3 separate regions of the Homo sapiens genome follow, and regions 1 and 3 are each linked to region 2. A link is an interaction called in ENCODE POLR2A ChIA-PET data of the cell type or tissue named here. Cell type or tissue: GM12878. All regions are shown on one strand. Each heading gives the region's core, and the rest is flanking DNA. Links, peaks and the distances in the headings are about the cores only. Region 1 has its middle 50 kb from the start of UGCG. Region 2 overlaps UGCG (UDP-glucose ceramide glucosyltransferase). Region 3 overlaps KIAA1958.

Region 1 (5,937 bases), core at 1,447-3,946, 69 kb after region 2:
GGAGTAATTTAAATGATTATTATTTTATTTTTAGGAACTAAGTTATCAGAATACTTCAGGATTAATAAGTTAATTTCTAAATTTGCATTCCTTAGGTTGTGCTTTGATGGAAAGGGGAAAAACAGAGTATTAAATGCAAATAATGAAAGGCAAGAAGCCCAAGGGATAAGGAAACTAAATTCTCCCAACACTGCTTCCTGTTTTGTCCACATCATGTCCCTCCAGGGAAAACTACTTTATTGCTTAATTTCTGCCTTTTCCTCTCACATATACACTTTGAAGCTTTTTTTTTTTCTTATAGCTGTAAAGAAACAAAAGAAATTACTACCCCAGAAACCTGTATTCAAAAAGAAACAAAAATGACCATGTGAAATTTGCTTCTGTCCAAACATTTCATCCGTGGGGTGTGTGTGTGTGTGTGTGTGTGTGTGTGTGTGTGTGTGTAGCCACTCATTCATCTTTTTGTATGGGGTTGTTATCTCTTATTTTTTTTTATTTTTTGTTTCTTTTTGAGACAGTCTTGCTCTGTCGCCCAGGCTGGAGTGCAGTGGTGTGATCTCGGCTCACTGCAACCTCTGCCTCCTGGGTTCAAGCAATTCTCTGCCTCAGCCTCCCAAGTAGCTGGGATTACAGGCGCACCCGCCACCACGCCCAGCTAACTTTTTGTATTTTTAGTAGAGACAGGGTTTCACCATGTTGGACAGGATGGTCTCAATCTCTTGACCTCGTGATCCGCCCACCTTGGCCTTCCAAAGTGTTGGGATTGCAGGCATGAGCCACCGAGCCCAGCCTGTTGTCTCTTATTTTGGTCTGTTTTGGTCCCTTCCTTCATGGGCTTGTGCTCGTGATTCTGAACGTTTGACTCTAACCACAAGTGAATCTTTCTCCTGGTGACTCAAATAAAAGTATGATTTTTACCTGTGGAAAAAACTTTTAAAATAAAAAATAATGAATTATTCAATCCATAGAATTAGACCGTCTTAACTCTTACTTTAGTAAACAAATCTGAACTGGTAGGAGGAGATAAAGATTTTCCAAAACACACATGCCTCCAATGATTCAGATTCTGCAATTCTCAACTGAATTAGAACGTTAGAATAACCTGGGTGCTTTTAAAAAATATTTATGCCAGTCATGTGCGGTGGCTGATGCCTGTGATCCCAGCACTTTGGGAGGCCAAGGAGGGTGGATCACCTGAGGTCAGGAGTTCAAGACCAGCCTGGCCAACATGATGAAACCCCATCTCTACTAAAAATACGAAAATTATCTGGGCATAATGTCATTCCCCTGTAGTCCCAGCTACTCAGGAGGCTGAGGCAGGAGAATCGCTTGAACCTGAGAGCGAAGGATGAAAGTGAGCCAAGATTGAGCCACTGTGCTCCAGCCTGGGTGAAGGAGTGAAACTGTCTCAAAAAACAAAAAACAAACAAAAATCCTGTATGCCAAGACCTACCTTTGGAGTTTCTGATTTGAGCTGGAATGAGTGTTTTTGAGGGTTGCTCAAAGTAAAACGAATATAAGGTATGACCAGCAAGTTTTGGGAATAAAAGTGATTATTGACATGAAGTAAGGATTGAAAAACCAGTAAACAGTTACATGGCATCCTATGAAACTATAAAATCTATTGTGGTTCACATTAAACTATCACTTCCCAATGGGACATCTTTTTTTTTTTTTTTTTTTTTTTTTTTTGAGATGGAGTCTCACTCTGTTGCCCAGGCTGGAGTACAGTGGTGCGATCTTGGCTCACTGCAACCTCCACCTCCCAGGTTCAAGCGATTCTCCAGCCTCAGCCTCCCGAGTAGCTGGCACTACAAGTGCACACCACCACGCCCAGCTAATTTTTGTATTTTTAGTAGGGACGGGGTTTCACCATCTTGGCCAGGATGATCTCAATCTCTTGACCTCGTGATCCGCCTGCCTTGGCCTCCCAAAGTGGTGGGATTACAGGCGTGAGCCACTGCGCCCGGCCCCAGTGGGAAATATTTAATGTGGGATCAGGTGGAAAGAAGAGACTCACATATACAAGGTAAAATGGCAAACATCTACTCTTACATTGGAACATCTGTTATCAAAGTAAGAAACATATCTATCTAGCTCAGATATTCAACTTGATACAGGTTTTAATTTCCTGAGTGTGACATATTTGAAATATGTCAAATAACAAAGTTAGATATGGACCTCGGAGAATTGGACTCCCAAGCATTTGGACGAGTCTGTTGAAGCAATAGTTGGTATCAATCCAACTTATTCTTCCGTCCTCCAACTGCCCCTTTAGATAGAAATGGAAGGTACTGGCAGGATTCTCCGCCTCTCCTCCATGGGGATCACGAAAACCTTCCAAACAGGATTTATATCTACTCTTAACCTGGATCTCAGATACGGCCTCTTTGATCCTTGAGAGCTAGAGATAAAATGGCCTCAACCCTCCTAATTCCATGGCTGGCAGGAGTCCAGAGCCCACTGTTAGGCTTCCGGACGGTCCGGGGGGCTTACATCTCAGAGCCTCTTCTGCGTTCTGAGCTTCTGCTTCCTCCATTCCATTGTCCATGCTGAGCAGGCCAATCTGCACATGAAACTCAGCCCCTCCGCTGGCTTCTACACAAATGGCCGCCCATACACATAGTCTTCATTTAAAGAGCAGGGAGTTATCCGGAAGAGATTACACAGCACAGGACACATAAAAGAAGCTTTAAAAGCCACTTCAGATATTCCTGCTTTAAAATGTCTTTGTGGGTCGGGCGTGGCGGCTCATGTCTGTAATCCCAGCACTTCCCTGGGAGGCCGAGATGGGCGGATCACTTGAGGTCGGGAGTTGGAGACCAGCCTGGTCAGCGGGGTGAAACCTCGTCTCTACTAACCTCGGCGTGGTGGTGGGCACCTGTAATCCCAGCTACTCGGGCGGCTGAGGCAGGAGAATGACTCGAACCCGGGAGGCGGAGGTTGCAGTGAGCTGAGATCATGCCACTGCCCTCCAGCCTGGGCAACAGAGCGAGACTCCGTCTCAGAAAAAACTAACAAACAAACAAACTACAAGAAGGAAACAGAATGTATATTCTTTTTCTCTCACTGTATGTGGTCCCTTCTTTTTCCTTCTCACACTTTTCTCAAGCAGTGTTTGTGGTCCTGAGATCTGGAATCTGGTGTCCTTGGGTTTGGGTAGATTCTGGTTTGATCCTTACTTTCATTAAAATTTTGACATTTAATTTATCATGATTTTTTATATTAGCTTTTAAATGATAGCTTTATTGAGATATAATTCACGTATCATAAATTCATCTTTTTAAAGTGTACAATTCAGTGGTTTTTAGTATATTCATATAGTTGTGCAACTATTTCCACTATCTAATTTTAGAACATGTTCATCACCCAAAGCATTAATTTTTATTTTTAAAAATATTACATTAAATATTTCTCTTGATTACTAATTTCTTTGATAGCTCCTTAAATTCTGTGCCTCACTCATCTCATCCTATTCGTGGTCCTTCTGGGTTCCCCTGGCAGATGAAGTTCGGGTGTTTTCTGCCTTCATTGACTCTACTGGACAAATGGTACTTGTCAGCGTAACAGGTAGAGGTAAAAGCATCTGTTGAAGAAGGAAACGGGGCACATATTTGCCTATGGCCTGCTCTGGGTCATACATTTAGTATATATATACTATTTAATTTTTATATATAGTAGTCAGTATTGTACTGTTTTTGTTTTTGGTTTTTTTTTTGTTTTTTTTTGAGATGGAGTCTCACTCTGTCGCCCAGGCTGGAGTGCAGTGGCGCGATCTCGGCTCACTGCAACCTCCTCCTCCCAGGTTCAAGCGATTCTCCTGCCTCAGCCTCCCGAATAGCTGAGACTACAGGCACACGCCACCACGCCCAGCTAATTTTTGTATTTTTAGTAGAGACGGGGTTTCACCATGTTGGCCAAGATGGTCTCGATCTCATGACCGCGTGATCCGCCCACCTCAGCCTCCCAAAGTGCTGGAATTACAGGCGTGAGCCACCGCGCCCGGCCCTGTACTGTTTTATAGATGGGAAAGCTGAGACTCTGAGAGGTTAAGCAATTTTTCCAGGGTCATACAGTAAGAGATGGAGCCAAGATTTAAAGAGAGATCTCTTTGATTCTGAATTATGAGTCCTTAGAAAGACAAACTTCACATGTTCTCACTCATTTGTGGGATCTAAAAATCAAAATAATTGAACTCAGGGACATAAAAAGTAAAAGGATGGTTACCAGAGGCTGGGAAAGGTAGTGCAGGGGAGGTGGGGATGGTTAATGGGCATCAAAAAATTTAGGAAAGAATAAATAAGACCTACTATTTGATAGCACAACAAGGTGACTATAGTCAATAATAACTTAACTGTATAATTTAAAATAACAGAGTATATTTGGATTGTCTGTATAATTGGATTGTTTGTAACTCAATGGATAAATGCTTAGGGGATGGAAACCCCATTCTTCATTATAGGCTTATTTCACATTGCATGCCTGTATCAAAACATCTCATGTACCTTAGAAATATATACACCTACTATGTACCCACAAAAATTAAAAATTAAAAAAATTAAATCAATAAAACATAAATTAGGGGTTCTTTTTTATTGCTCTACTTTTTAAGCAGTAAGAGGAAAAACCTTGGGATCAAAGAAAAGGGAAAAGGAAATGACAGATTTGTTAAAAGCCTCAGTAAGTTATTTTCTCTAAGTTCTCTAGTTAAATCTGAAGGCCAATGTTAGGAATGAAGGCAAATTGAGGAGGCAAAAAGGGTGGAAGATTTCCTATTTCTTGCTTTTTTTTTTTTTTTTTTGAGACGGGAATTTCTCTCGTCACCCAGGTTGGAGTACAATGGCACGATTTCGGCTCACTATAACCTCCGCCTCCTGGGTTCAAGCGATTCTCCTGCCTCAAACTTCTGAGTAGCTGGGATTACAGGTGCCAGCCACCACACCCAGCTAATATTTTGTATTTTTAGTAGAGACGGGGTTTCACCGTGTTGGTCAGGCTGGTCTTAAACTCCTGACCTCAAGTGATCCACCCACCTTGGCTTCCCAAAGTGCTGGAATTATAGGCGTGAGCCACCGCGCCTGGCAGAGTTTCCTATTTCTTAAGCACACAGCTTTATAATTTGAGAAGACCAGAGTCTCTTCTCAAGAAACACATTGATGCATTAAAACGTTTTTCTATACCATTTGATATTTTTAGTCCATTATCTATTATAAAATTATTCTCTTATAAATGTGTATTTCACAGTGCCTAGTAAAGGTCACGATTGCTCATCTTTCAGTTTGCACTGAAACTCAGGTGGCATATTTATGATTTCCCCTATTACGTTGTTTAAAGCTCCCTAGAATTTGAGCCACCCCGGTCATCCCCACTTTCAATCAAACTCTCAGATTCTGTTGTAGCCACTGTCCTTTCCCCCATTATCCCAAATGAGAACCACTATCTAGAGCACCTCTGAGGGTCTTTCCAGATCTAACATTCTATAGGTCTACAAATTTCTGGGACAGAAGTGAATGAAATATTAATACCGCATATAAGCAAAGAGGCCTGTGTGTCACGTGGCTGGGACTTGGCGATGCTGAGAGGATGACGGCACAAAGCCCTGAGGGTGGATACATCCTGGGTGTACCCTTTTCCCCTGGGCTCTCAGAGAGCACATGGAAGGCCATGCCCAGGGCATAGCTGAGGAAGCACTGTGTTGGCACCTCACTGCCTTTTTGTCTTTTAGGCATGACTAATCCATAGGGAGGAGACTAAAGGTCTTCTTTTATTCACAATCAGCTTGCTCTGAACCTGTGCTTAGTATACCTTCCTGGTCTCTGGAGACAATGGAAACAGGATAAGCAGGTCAGACAGAAAAACTGCAAATGGTGACTTGGCTTTCCTTTTTCTGGGTCTCACTCACCGTCACCATGGGGCCTACACCACACACACATTTGC
Region 2 (5,937 bases), core at 1,964-4,463:
AGCCTCCCGAGTAGCTGGGACTACAGGCATCCGCCACCACGCCCGGCTAATTTTTTGTATTTTTCTTTAGTAGAGACGGAGTTTCACTGTGCTAGCCAGGATGGTCTCAATCTCCTGACCTCGTGATCTGCCTGCCTCGGCCTCCCAGAGTGCTGGGATTACAGGTGTGAGCCACTGTGCCCAGCCAGCATAGTATCTTTAATGGTTTTTTTTGAGACAGGGTCTTTCACTGTCACCCAGGCTGGAGTGCAGTGGCGTGATCTTGGCTCACTATAGCCTCAACTTCCCAGGCTCAAGCAATCCTCCCACCTCAGCCTCCCGAGTAGCTGGGACTATAGGTGTGCACCACCACACCTGGCTAATTTTTGTATTTTTAGTACAGACGACGAGCTGGTCTTGAATGCTTGGGCTCAAGTGATCTGCCCACCTCAGCCTTCCAAAGTACTGGTATTACAGGCATGAGCCACTATGCCCAGCCTTTAATGCTTTTTTAATGCTATTTTGTGAGTATGAGTACATATGATGAAAGGAAATGTTTATAAGTAATGCAATTCCATAAAGTACAATAAAAAACTAATCTTAGCTTTTATTTTCCCCAGCAAGAGAAAACTTTGTAAAAATATAGTACTAGAAATATACTCAATGGGAAGAAAAATGCTATACTAGTGTTAAGTAGGGAGGTTATAAGTAAGGGAGGTACAGTCTGCCTTTATTCAGATGCAAGGTTTGAAGTGTTTTTTTTTGTTTTTTTGTTTTTTGTTTTTTTTTTTTGAGACGGAGTCTCGTTCTGTCGCCCAGGCGGGAGTGCTGTGGCGCGATCTCCGCTCACTGCAAGCTCCGCCTTCCAGGTTCACGCCATTCTCCTGCCTCAGCCTCCCGAGTAGCTGGGACTACAGGCACCCGCCACTGCGCCCAGCTAATTTTTTTTTTGTATTTTTAGTAGAGACGGGGTTTCACCGTGGTCTCGATCTCCTGACCTCGTGATCCGCCCGCCTCGGCCTCCCAAAGTGCTGGGATTACAGGCGTGAGCCACCGCCCCCGGCCTTGAAGTTTTAATTTTTATTGATTACACTGCTTAAACATAATTTTTAATTAAAAACAAATACTTTCTGATTAGCCAGAGTGTAAATGAGACTCATATTCATATTATCCAAAAAAAAGTTCAGACTCAAATACATAAGATTCATTTGTTTTTGATATTGGAAATTACACCAAATTGGAGGCAGCATTCCAAGTATTTTCTAAAGTATCAGATTTTAACCAGGAATCATTTTTCAGCTATCAGCTCTGTGTCTTCACAATTTGATGAGATATTTTATTTGCTAAGAATCCCTGTATTAAAATTGTTAAATCAGGCCAGGCACGGTGGCTCACACCTGCAATCCCAGCACTTTAAGAGGCGGAGGCAGGGGAATCAACTGAGGTCAGGAGTTCAAGACCAGCCTGGCCAACATGATGAAATCCTCTCTCTACTAAAAATATAAAAATTAGCCAGCGGTAGTGGCATGCGCCTGTAATCCCAACTTCTCGGGAGGCTGACACGGGAGAATTGCTTGAACCCGGGAGGCGGAAGTGGCAGTGAGCCGAGATTGTGGCATTGTACTCCAGCACAGGTGACAGAGCAAGACTCTGCCTCAAAAGGAAAAAAAAAATCAATTCTATAATTGCAAAAAAGAAAAAAAAATCATAGTTATGACAGGTTCACTGTTAAGAACTCTGATAGTTGATTTAGGTATTCTTCACATGGCCAGAATTTACTGAAGTAAAGCCAGCAAGCCACTTTAGACGCAGATTATTGACTATTACTGCTACTGCTTAATCTCTCCCCAAATCCCTTCTACGCTGGTGACAAATGAGTGTTCAATGCTGTGGAAAATGAACTGCATCACCTTTTCATTCTTTTATGTCTTCCCAAGGAATGAGTATCAGTATAAAAGTAGACTTGTAAGATGAATACAGCGCAGAGATCTTTCAGAGCAACTAGTCTAGTCTCACCAAAATTGAAACCTAGAAATTCAGAGCAAGTACCAGTAGCAGTAAATTTTCTTGCACATGTCCAAAATTAAGTAAAATTTTAAAACTTGAAGATATGTTTTATTATTTTCCCCCAAATGGCCTATGATAGTCCCAATCGAATATTAGAAGAGAAAGTTATGTCCAAAATGAAAACATTTCCATACTCTGGTAAAACGATGTTCACACCAGGCAAAATGCAAATATGAAAGGGCACTGCGCCTGGCAGTCACGTAAATGTTTATTTTGGGTCTCCTTGACTTCTTGGTGACACAAATGCCTTGTCTGTTCATGCTCAGATATGCGTGATTTCAGTGGTTTAACTTTAGTCTCCTGTGGAACATTTGCCATTGTATTTGGTTTTCACCAAGTAAATAAAATGCTGTGAAATCAAATATTTCCCTTAGATTGCAGGTACTTTGCACTTCTCCTCTGCTTTCCAAACTTTCTATTTATACAGCTAAATATAAGTTTATAATTAGAAAATAAAATTCTGTACTAACAAAGAATAAAATAATCTGCAGATGCTATTCTTCATCTTACAATGAATGTCAAAATAGCTTTCTCCTCAACCCACTTAAATGATATAACTAAATGGAAAAAGAGCTACTACTCTAAGTGAAAACAAGAGCTCTTGAGATCATTCTAAACTGTAATTTCCAAAACAATTTTTTATTTCAATTTTTTAATTTTTATTTTTTTGAAGGTGGGGGTCTCACTGTGTTGCCCAGGCTGGTCTTGAACACCTGGCCTCAAGCAATCCTCCCGCCTCAGCCTCCCAAAGTGCTAGGATTACAAGCACAAGCCACCACGCCTGGCCAAAATCTTCATTCACAAGAAATCAGTTATGGGGTCATTAGAAATGCTCGTAATCAATGGATACATATAACCCTGGGGTTACTTTTTAAAATTCTTTCAGTAGGGCATGGTGGCTCATGTCTGTAATCCCAGCACTTTGGGAGGCTGAGGTGGGGGGATTGCTTGAGCCCAAGAGTTCAAGACCAGCCCCGGCAACATGGCAACACCCTCTACAAAAAATACAAAAATCAGCCAGGTGTGGTAGCACATGCCCATAGTCCCAGCTACCAGGGAGGGTGAGGTGGGAGGACTGGTTGAGCCTGGGAGGCTGAGGCTGCAGTGAGCCACGACTGTGCCACTATGCTCCAGCCTAGGTGACAAAGCAAGATACTGTCTTAAAAACAAAAACGAACACAAAAAACCATTCTTTCTACAACTAAACCCCTCACTGACTTCCTCAAGCATTTAAACCCCATGACTATCATCTCACAAGCACTACAACGTAAAAATTCCATGACCAATTTTAAGAGTGGTTGAATGGGGAAAGTGAAAGAGGATGGTTAAAAAACTGAAATGTGAGATTAAGTTTCACAATGATAATGCATATGACTCTAAGCTATGCTCTAAGATTCATTCATAATCAATAGAAAATTTCTTTCATTCGTAAACATTAATTCTCCTTTGCATTTACTTTTATGGAGCTTGAAAATCTCCCATTTTTCTTACTGCAAAGCTTATTTTACAATTAATTTTATTTATATCTTTCTCAATTACAAAAGGCTAAGTTTTACCATTTTTTAGTTTGAAAAAACAAGTATATACAATTATATCTTATTTAAAAATTATATATTTGATTGAAGTTAACACATGTATTTAATTCAAATATCTAAAATTATTAAGCATATAAACACACACAAACTAGAACATATAATTTTTTTGCTTCAAAACAGCTTCCAATACTCCAAAATTGGCTTCTAAACTCCAAAACTCCAAAGCAATAATATAAAAACACTAAAAATACAACTGAATGATACTCATGTCTACCTACTTAATAAGTGCTGCATTAAGGCTATCACATCTGTGTCTTCTCTATTCTTTTCATTGGTGCTACCGAGAAAAATAAAGGCTAAAAGAAAAGAAATAAGAGCATGAAAACCAGTCACCATAAGAAGTGTAGTGCGCATATCATCTTCCTTCTGATTATTTGAGCTACCCTGTCCAAAAAAATTAAGAGGGACGACTCTCCCAGTAGCAAAAACAGCTATGGAAAAACTGAGGCAATAGGGTAAAAATTGAGGCAAGTGAATAGAGACCGCAAAGGGAAAACTAAACTGTACTGAAAGTCAAGTGGGTAGAAGCTTAAAGACACATTCTTCTCACAAGTGATCTGTTACCACCAAAATGCCCTTTCAAAAGCAGTCTCAAGCAATTTAATACAAAGCTGCTGTAAAGCTAAGTACAAAAATCAAAGAATATTAAGTTATCCTAAGAAACTACAGGTGGACTACTAAAGCAAAGTGATAAAAAGAATACTTTCATCTCAAGAAAACTGGAAGGTCTCCAATTAAGGGAGTACACTGAGTTTACAGATATACAGATTATATAGATAAATGGTATAAGCAATACAATTAGCTATTAAAATCAGAACAGTAAGGAAATTAAAAATGAGGTAAGATGAAACCCTACAGTACCACTAACTGTAATCTATTCTTGGCTCAAAGCCAGTTTCTCCGGAGAAGTCACGTTTAGTTCTGGCTGTACTGCAACCCATTTCAGACCACTAACACTGCTTTCTCCCTCTCCTTGTCTCCTCTTCCTATTGTTCATATCCAGCTCTTATGGAAGAAAATTTTTATTTTCAAACTACCAGGCACTTGACAATGTCTGAGTTTCAGAAGGTTTACTCAGGGATCTCTACTTCACACGGACATATAGGTGGTTAGAAAGGGAATTTACACCCCTTCCTCAACCTATTTCTGTTCTGTGATGACTACTACTAAAGGTTATATTTTATGAGGCCAATATCATCATGAATTTTTAATACCTTCACCTTATACAGTGTTAAAATCCCTAAATGTTTATCATGAGGGGAACAAAACAAAACAAAACAAAACAAAAAACCGTAACACTGAACTTACTTTGGGATAATCCAATTCAAAGAATGTTTCCAGGTTGTTGATTAAGTTAGGATCTACCCCTTTCAGTGGTTTCAGAAGAGAGACACCTGGGAGCTTGCTATAAGGCTGTTTGTCAGTTGCCTTCTTGTTGAGGTGTAATCGGCTAAAAAGCAAATGATATAAAAATTATTTCTATAGAATACATTAGTGTCAAATCAAAGCACTGACAAGCTATCAATAAATCCCTAAATTCTAAGTTAAGATTTTTAAAACTTGACATCTTTCTAAAAGAGGATCTAAACATGAAGGGAAGTAGAACCAGGTAAGCATGGCTTTGAATGCGGTCCAACACAAATTCATAAACTTTCTTAAAACATTATGAGATTTTTTGCGATTTTTTAAAGCTCATCAGCTATTGTTAGTGTATTTTATATGTGACCCAAGACAATTCTTCTTCTTCCAATACGACCAAGGGAAGCCAAAAGATTGAATACCCATGATGTACTACTCTCTGACTATTGCTATACTCACAGAACTATGCCAGGCATAGCGCAGGCATTTCAATAAAATACATGGTGAAGAAATGAATGGCAGTGTTAGCCCAAAGATTAACTCCTCTTCCTCTTAAATTGCCACTGAAGTGGCCACAGAACTATAAAAACAGGTAAAATAAAACACCGTCTGCAGCAGAAAATTATGAAAGGATAACCAGAACTTTCTGAGAAATTTCTTTGCAGTGGGATAATACACAGTTAAAAGAAGTGTCAAGCAGTCTGCATGGCAAGCAAGATAATGGGACAACTGGAACTCCCAATATTAATAAGGTCAGAATGGCAGGGGTAGAACAGAAGGAAACTGAAAGTAAGAAAAAAACTCAATGATGAGAAAAATGTCTATTAATGACACTGGAAGATATACCAGTGCCACCAGTTCATAGATAAGTGACCAAATGGCCAACGTTCTCACTGCTTGTCCATTGCAAGGATGCTGCAGCACAGCAGGGCTCCTA
Region 3 (5,937 bases), core at 1,814-4,313, 630 kb before region 2:
CCGAGACCAAGCTGTCAGCAGGACTGGGTTATCCCAAGGCCTCTCTCCTTAGTTCCTAGATGACTGTCTTCTTCTGGTGTCTTCACATGGTCTTCCCTCTGTGCCTGTACAAATCTCTATCCAAATTTCTACTTCTTATAAGGACACCGGTCATATTGATCAGAGGCCAGCCTAAAGACCTCATTTTAACATAAATTACCTTTTTAAGGACCTTATCTCTAAATATGATTATATTCAGCCCATAGCAATGCTGAGAAATATTTGGAAAAACAAGATGCTGAAATTATTCATTTATTCCAAAAACATTAAGACTACTATGTAGCAAATACTATGCCAAGGCACCAAAGAGTCAATGTTACCTTAAAGATACATTGCTTGTCCTCGCAGAGCTTACAATCTAGTAGCTCAAAATCTAAACAAAACAAGTAACAACAATATAGCCTGATTTGGATATGATGACACAAAGGGTCAAACTATGGAAAATATTTGGAGAGATTTATTCTGAGCCAAATATGAGTGACCATGGCACATGACACAGCCCCAGGAGATCCTAAGAACATGTACCCAAGGTGGTCAGGCTACAGCCTGGTTTCATACATTTTAGGGAGGCATAAGACACCAACCAATACATGTAATATGTATACTGATTTGGTCCAGAAAGGCAGAACACCTCGAAGAGGGTGCTTCCAGGTCATAGGTGGATTCAAAGATTTTCTGAATGGCCGGGCGCAGTGGCTAACACCTGTAACACTTTGGGAGGCCAAGGTGGGCAGACTGCCAGAGCTCAGGAGTTCAAGACCAGCCTGGCAACACAGTGAAACTTATCTCAACAAAAAAATTAGCTGGGTGTGGTGGCGCTTGCCTGTAGTCCCACCTACTTGGGGGACTGAGGTGGGAGGATTGCTTGAGCCCAGGAGGTTGAGGCTGCAGTGAGCCAAGATGATGCCACTCCAGCCTGGGAGAAAGGGCAAGACCTTGTCTCCAAAAAAAAAAAAAAAAAAAAAAAAAAAGATTTTCTGACTGGCAATTGGTTGAAAGGGTTAAGCTATTATCTACAGACCTGGAATCAACAGAAAGAAAAAAGTATCTGGGTTAAGATAAGAGGTCCTGAAGCCCAAGGTTTTTATAATGCAGATAAATCCTCCAGGCAGCAGGCTTCAGAGAGAATAGATTGTAAATGTTTCTTAATCAGACTTAAAAAGGTGCCAGAGACTGTTAAGTTAATTCTCTCCTGGACCAGGGAAAGATCTGGAAAGGGAAGGAATTTTCTACAGAATGTAGATTTTCCCCACAAGAGACAGCTTCGCAGGGTCATTTCAAAATATGTCAAAGAAATATATTTTGGGGTAAAATACTTCAATTTCTTTCAGCGCCTTCTGTCGTGTTGGTATCTTACTGCTACAAAGAGTCTGTTTTGTCAGTCTTAAGGTCTCTATTTTAATGTTAATGCTGGCCAATTGTGTCTGAACTCCAAAGGAAGGAGGGTATAATGAAGCATGTCTGACTCCCCAACCCCGCATCATGGCCCGAACTAGTTTTTCAGGTTAACTTTGGAATGCCCTTGTCCCAGAAAAGGGGTCCGTTCAGTTAGTTGGGGAGACTTAGAATTTTTTTTTTTTTTTTTTTTTTTTGAGACAGAGTCTTGCTCTGTCACCCAGGCTGTGGTGCAGTGGCACAACTGTGGCTCACTGCAACCTCCATCTCTTGGATTCAAGTGATTCTCAGGCCTCAGCCTCCTGAGTAGCTGGGACCACAGGCACGCACCCCACTCCCAGCTAATTTTTTGGTATTTTTAGTAGAGATGGGGTTTCGCCATGTTGGCCAGGCTGGTCACAAACTCCTGGTCGCAGGTGATCTACCCGCCTCGGCCTCCCAAAATGCTGGGATTACAGGAGTGAGCTACCGCGCCAAGCCAGGGAGTGGTGGCATGCGCCTGTGGTCCCAGCTACTTGGGAGGCTGAGGCAGGAGAATCGCTTGAACCCAGGAGGCGTAGGTTGCAGATCACACCACCACACCCCAGCTTGGGCAGCAGACGGGACTGTCTCAAAAAATATATATATATACATATTTCTTATTTCTGGTTTACAACTCTGGTAGGAAAGCTCAGGGTGTCAAGGAGCACAGAGAGGCAGTAGCTAACCTAGTTCCCAACGAGTCAAGGAGTGCTTCCTAGAGAAAAGACGAGTTCATACTTGAAGGATAACCATGATTAAATTACACAGGGCAGAGAGAGTGAGAGTATTCCAGGTAAGAGAGGACATAGAACTCTGAGAAACATAAAATTCAGTACAGCAGAAGCATGTAATATACAACAATCATAATATTTGTTCAATTCAAACTATATTCCTTTCTACAGGGCAAACCTCAAAATTGGAGTTCAGTTTGGGAGGCCACATGGGTTCATGGCTTCACACAGGAAGGAATTCAAGAGCCAGCAGACAGAGTAAAGTGAAAGCAAGTTTATTAAGAAAGCACTGCACTCCAGCCTGGGCAACAGAGTGAGACTCTGTCTCAAAAAAAAAAGGCAAAGGAATAAAAGAGTGGCAGCTGCATAGGAAGAGCAGCTGTGATGGCTGCTAGTTGGCTATTTTTATGGTTTTTCTTAATCATATGCTAAACAAGGGGTGAATTATTCATAAGTTTTCTAGGAAAGGGGCAGGGAATTCTTGGAACTGAGGGTTCCTCCCCCATCAGACCATATATGGTAGCTTCCCTACATTGCCATGATGACTGTAAACTGTCAGAGTGCTAGTGGGGGTTTCCTCTAGTATGCTAATGTATTATAATTAGCATATAATGAGCAGTGAGGACAACCAGAGGTCACTTTCATTGGCATCTTGGTTTTGGCGGGTTTTGGCCAGATTCTTTACCTCATCCTGTTTTCTCAGTGGGGTCTTTATGACCTGTATCATGTGAAACCAGTCCTGCAGAACTCCTATCTCATTTCTAGGTCATCAATATTACACAAATTTGCCAGCCTCAAAATAAGTATAAATTTAGCTAACTCAAGGACACTCTACTACTAGATGCTCTAAAATGCCTTAAGATCAGGAGAGACTCACAAAGCATCTGACAAGTTTATGTATTTCATACATCAATAATATCCAAATCAATAAAGGCCAAGATCCAAGAATGGCAGCCATTATTCTTTGAAATTCACTAAAAAAAAAAAAAAAAAAAAACAAAGAAACCTGTGTATCACTAAAGAAATATTTATCTAAAAATGCTAAGACAAATCTTTCATGAATATGGGACCCAAAAAGAAAATAAAAAACAACAAAAGTGCTAACCAGACCAGAAGTCTGCCTTTCCAATTCATCTCCCAGATGCTCTGTAAGTAGAAAAACTCCCTCCTGGCAAATAGCACGAATCCTAAGTGTTAAAAAGACATGTTTCAAAGGGATGATAGCATTTCCATTTACATGTATTTTTCTGCTGCTAAATAAGTGATAAATGTCAAGTAAAATATGATCATTTCATATGTTCAAAAAAAGTACAAAAATATACATATTTTAATAGAATGGCATATAACAAGAAAAGCCAAACCCTGACTTGACAGTTTCTTCCTTTCCAGTCTTATTCTTTTTCCCATTCTCCCTCAATATGGTTTAAATTCTGACTTCATTACAAGTACCTAAGTTCATACATAAGCAAAGCAATTTACCATGCAGTCAAAAGGTGAATATAGGTACTGATGGGGAACTTAACAGTAAAAGACATCAATGACCCACAGTATTATACTCCAAGATCTTAAAGATCATCAGGTAACAACCGTTTCTGTGACCACGTACACATTTTATTTTCTGCAAAACAAGCAGATTTGGGATCATTAATGGAGGTCAACGGTAGACCAGAAAAACTAAGGATGAAACTTTAAAAGGTCATGATGATTCTGGAAGTTTCTGTTTGAATTCACAAATGACCAGTATCAATAGTCCTTGAGGTTTTATAAGTACCTTAAGAGTCTGAGCCCTCACATTAATGAACTGAATCCTAAGCAGAGTTTTTGATCGCTGGGGCACTCAGGATTTCAGAAACAATACATTTAAAAATAAGATTAATATGATGGTATAGTGTGGAAAGTTAAAATTAAAAAAAAAAGATTAAAAATTAGATTGTAGCTGGGGAAAATTTCTTTTCCTAAGATGAAGTTTCACTGCTTTGAAAAGTAGAAGTGTCTCTTGAAAAAGCCTCCAAGGCAAAAATAATGGCAGCACATCCTCTACATTTCCTTGGTCAGCTGCTTTCCTATATAGCAGTCTCCGGTATACTGAAAGCCAACATGTGGAAATGTATAAGTTGCAGAGCTTAACAAACACACTTAAGAAAAATTAGTCATTTCCACTGACCTTGACTCTCTCCAGGATGGCAGAGTAGATTACAGAGCTCTGACTTTTAATGTGCTTAACAGATTCAGCAACTGGGGGCTGCCCCCTAAATAGTCACATGACTTTGAGCAAGTCCCTTCACCAATCCTGACTTATTTATTTATTTATTTATTCATAACTGAACCATTAACTGAACACCTATTCTCTTCTAAGCACTGTGCTGTGTCAGAAATACAGCATTAAATAAGATAGATGTGGTCCCTATTCCCACTGAATTTAAAGTCTAGCTAGAAATGCCAACAACTAAGCAATTACAAAATAGCATGGCATGAGTTATAGTGCGAAAGCAATTAGAACTCTGAGTTTTTCATGAGTAAAACAAAAGGATTGAATAGTGGTCTCGCAGGGCCCTCTCAGATCTGACATTCATTCAAGTCTAATAGTACAGAAAAATTTTGAAACTTTTCAAATCACTAAACATTTTCCCTCCACTTTACAGTAAAGAAGGCTACAGATAAGAAAAGGGCTAAACAATGAATCTAGTATTCTGTGAAGCTGTGGGGAAAGAGGATTTTAGTGCACAAAGGTTGGATATACAAGAAAAAAGGGCATCTTTACTAAGACAATAGAGACATAGACAAGGCTTACCATCCATATCCTTTAGTTAATGGGCAAAATAGCAATACAAATAAAAGGAAAATAGATAGTTCCATGACAGACATTTCATATATGTATTCATTAAAAACAAACTTTAGGCATCTTCTACACACAATAAATTGTGCTAGATGCAATAGCACAGCAAATATAAATTGGACATGGGTATTGACTTTAAGAAGCTCAGAACTGTGGGAGGCCGAGGCGGGTGGATCATCTGAGGTCGGAAGTTCGAGACCAGCCTGACCAACACGGAGAAACCCTATCTCTACTAAAAATACAAAATTAGACAGGCATGGTGGCGCATGCCTGTAATCCCAGCTACTCAGGAAGGCTGAGGCAGGAGAATCACTTGAACCTGGGAGGTGGAGGTTGAGGTGAGCCGAGATCATGCCACTGCACTCTAGCCTGGGCAACAAGAGCAAAACTGGGTCTCAAAAAAAAAAAAAAAAAAAAAAGAAGCTCAGAAGCTCAATGGTAAAGTGGTAAAGTTAATGATAAAATTAAGCATTTTACAAATTCCTTTGTACAAACCTCAGAAAACTAATATCCCACACAAAACACCATATAACCAAGGTGTCAGCAAGATCTGGCCCACTCAGCATCCATTTACTAATGGTTATTAGTGGTTAATATTTTGCTCAGAGATACATGTGAAGTTGATGGTTACTTCTGAGTGCCCATAAAATGTTAAGTCCAAATATTTTACTAATATTTGAACTTCTGGTTTTTCCAAAAAATGTGCACCCACAATGTGTTTTACTGCTGCTTTAAAACAAACAAACAAACAAACAAACAACAACAACAAAAACAAATAGGCTAAGAAATTTGGGTTGTTACTGGCAGTAAGCCTCTGGGTGAGCACTATTCAAGCTGCTCAGAGCTTTGATCTGCTCAAGATAGATCCAGGTCATGAAGAATGCTTGATTTATGAGATCTGTGAGTAGCAAACTG

The links. Peaks named below come from ENCODE experiments on the same cell type or tissue, not always from the same donor. Only the 100,000 strongest peaks of a DNase experiment are listed, where the experiment ranks them.
Region 1: POLR2A ChIA-PET joins it to region 2 with 5 read pairs; 5 of 35 experiments call an interaction of 5 or more read pairs at or near these places.
Region 3: POLR2A ChIA-PET joins it to region 2 with 6 read pairs; 1 of 35 experiments calls an interaction of 5 or more read pairs at or near these places.

What each region holds. Positions count from the first base shown.
Region 1 is chr9:111,843,993-111,849,929 of GRCh38, reverse strand. No RefSeq gene overlaps it. Among named protein-coding and RNA genes, the nearest start is that of UGCG, 50 kb to the left of the region's middle. In GM12878, for the core only: no CTCF peak of the experiment used is centred there; no DNase peak of the experiment used is centred there.
Region 2 is chr9:111,913,759-111,919,695 of GRCh38, reverse strand. It overlaps UGCG (UDP-glucose ceramide glucosyltransferase), which reads right to left. Exons shown (of 9, transcript NM_003358.3): 2 at 4,950-5,091. Among named protein-coding and RNA genes, the nearest start is that of MIR4668, 15 kb to the left of the region's middle. In GM12878, for the core only: no CTCF peak of the experiment used is centred there; a DNase peak (open chromatin) is centred at 3,302; H3K4me3 peaks cover 1,073 bases; H3K27ac peaks cover 2,193 bases.
Region 3 is chr9:112,543,072-112,549,008 of GRCh38, reverse strand. The region is part of intron 1 of KIAA1958; the gene reads right to left. Among named protein-coding and RNA genes, the nearest start is that of HSDL2-AS1, 58 kb to the right of the region's middle. RefSeq lists enhancers at 238-789, 790-1,342, 1,343-1,894, 2,526-2,820. In GM12878, for the core only: no CTCF peak of the experiment used is centred there; a DNase peak (open chromatin) is centred at 2,750.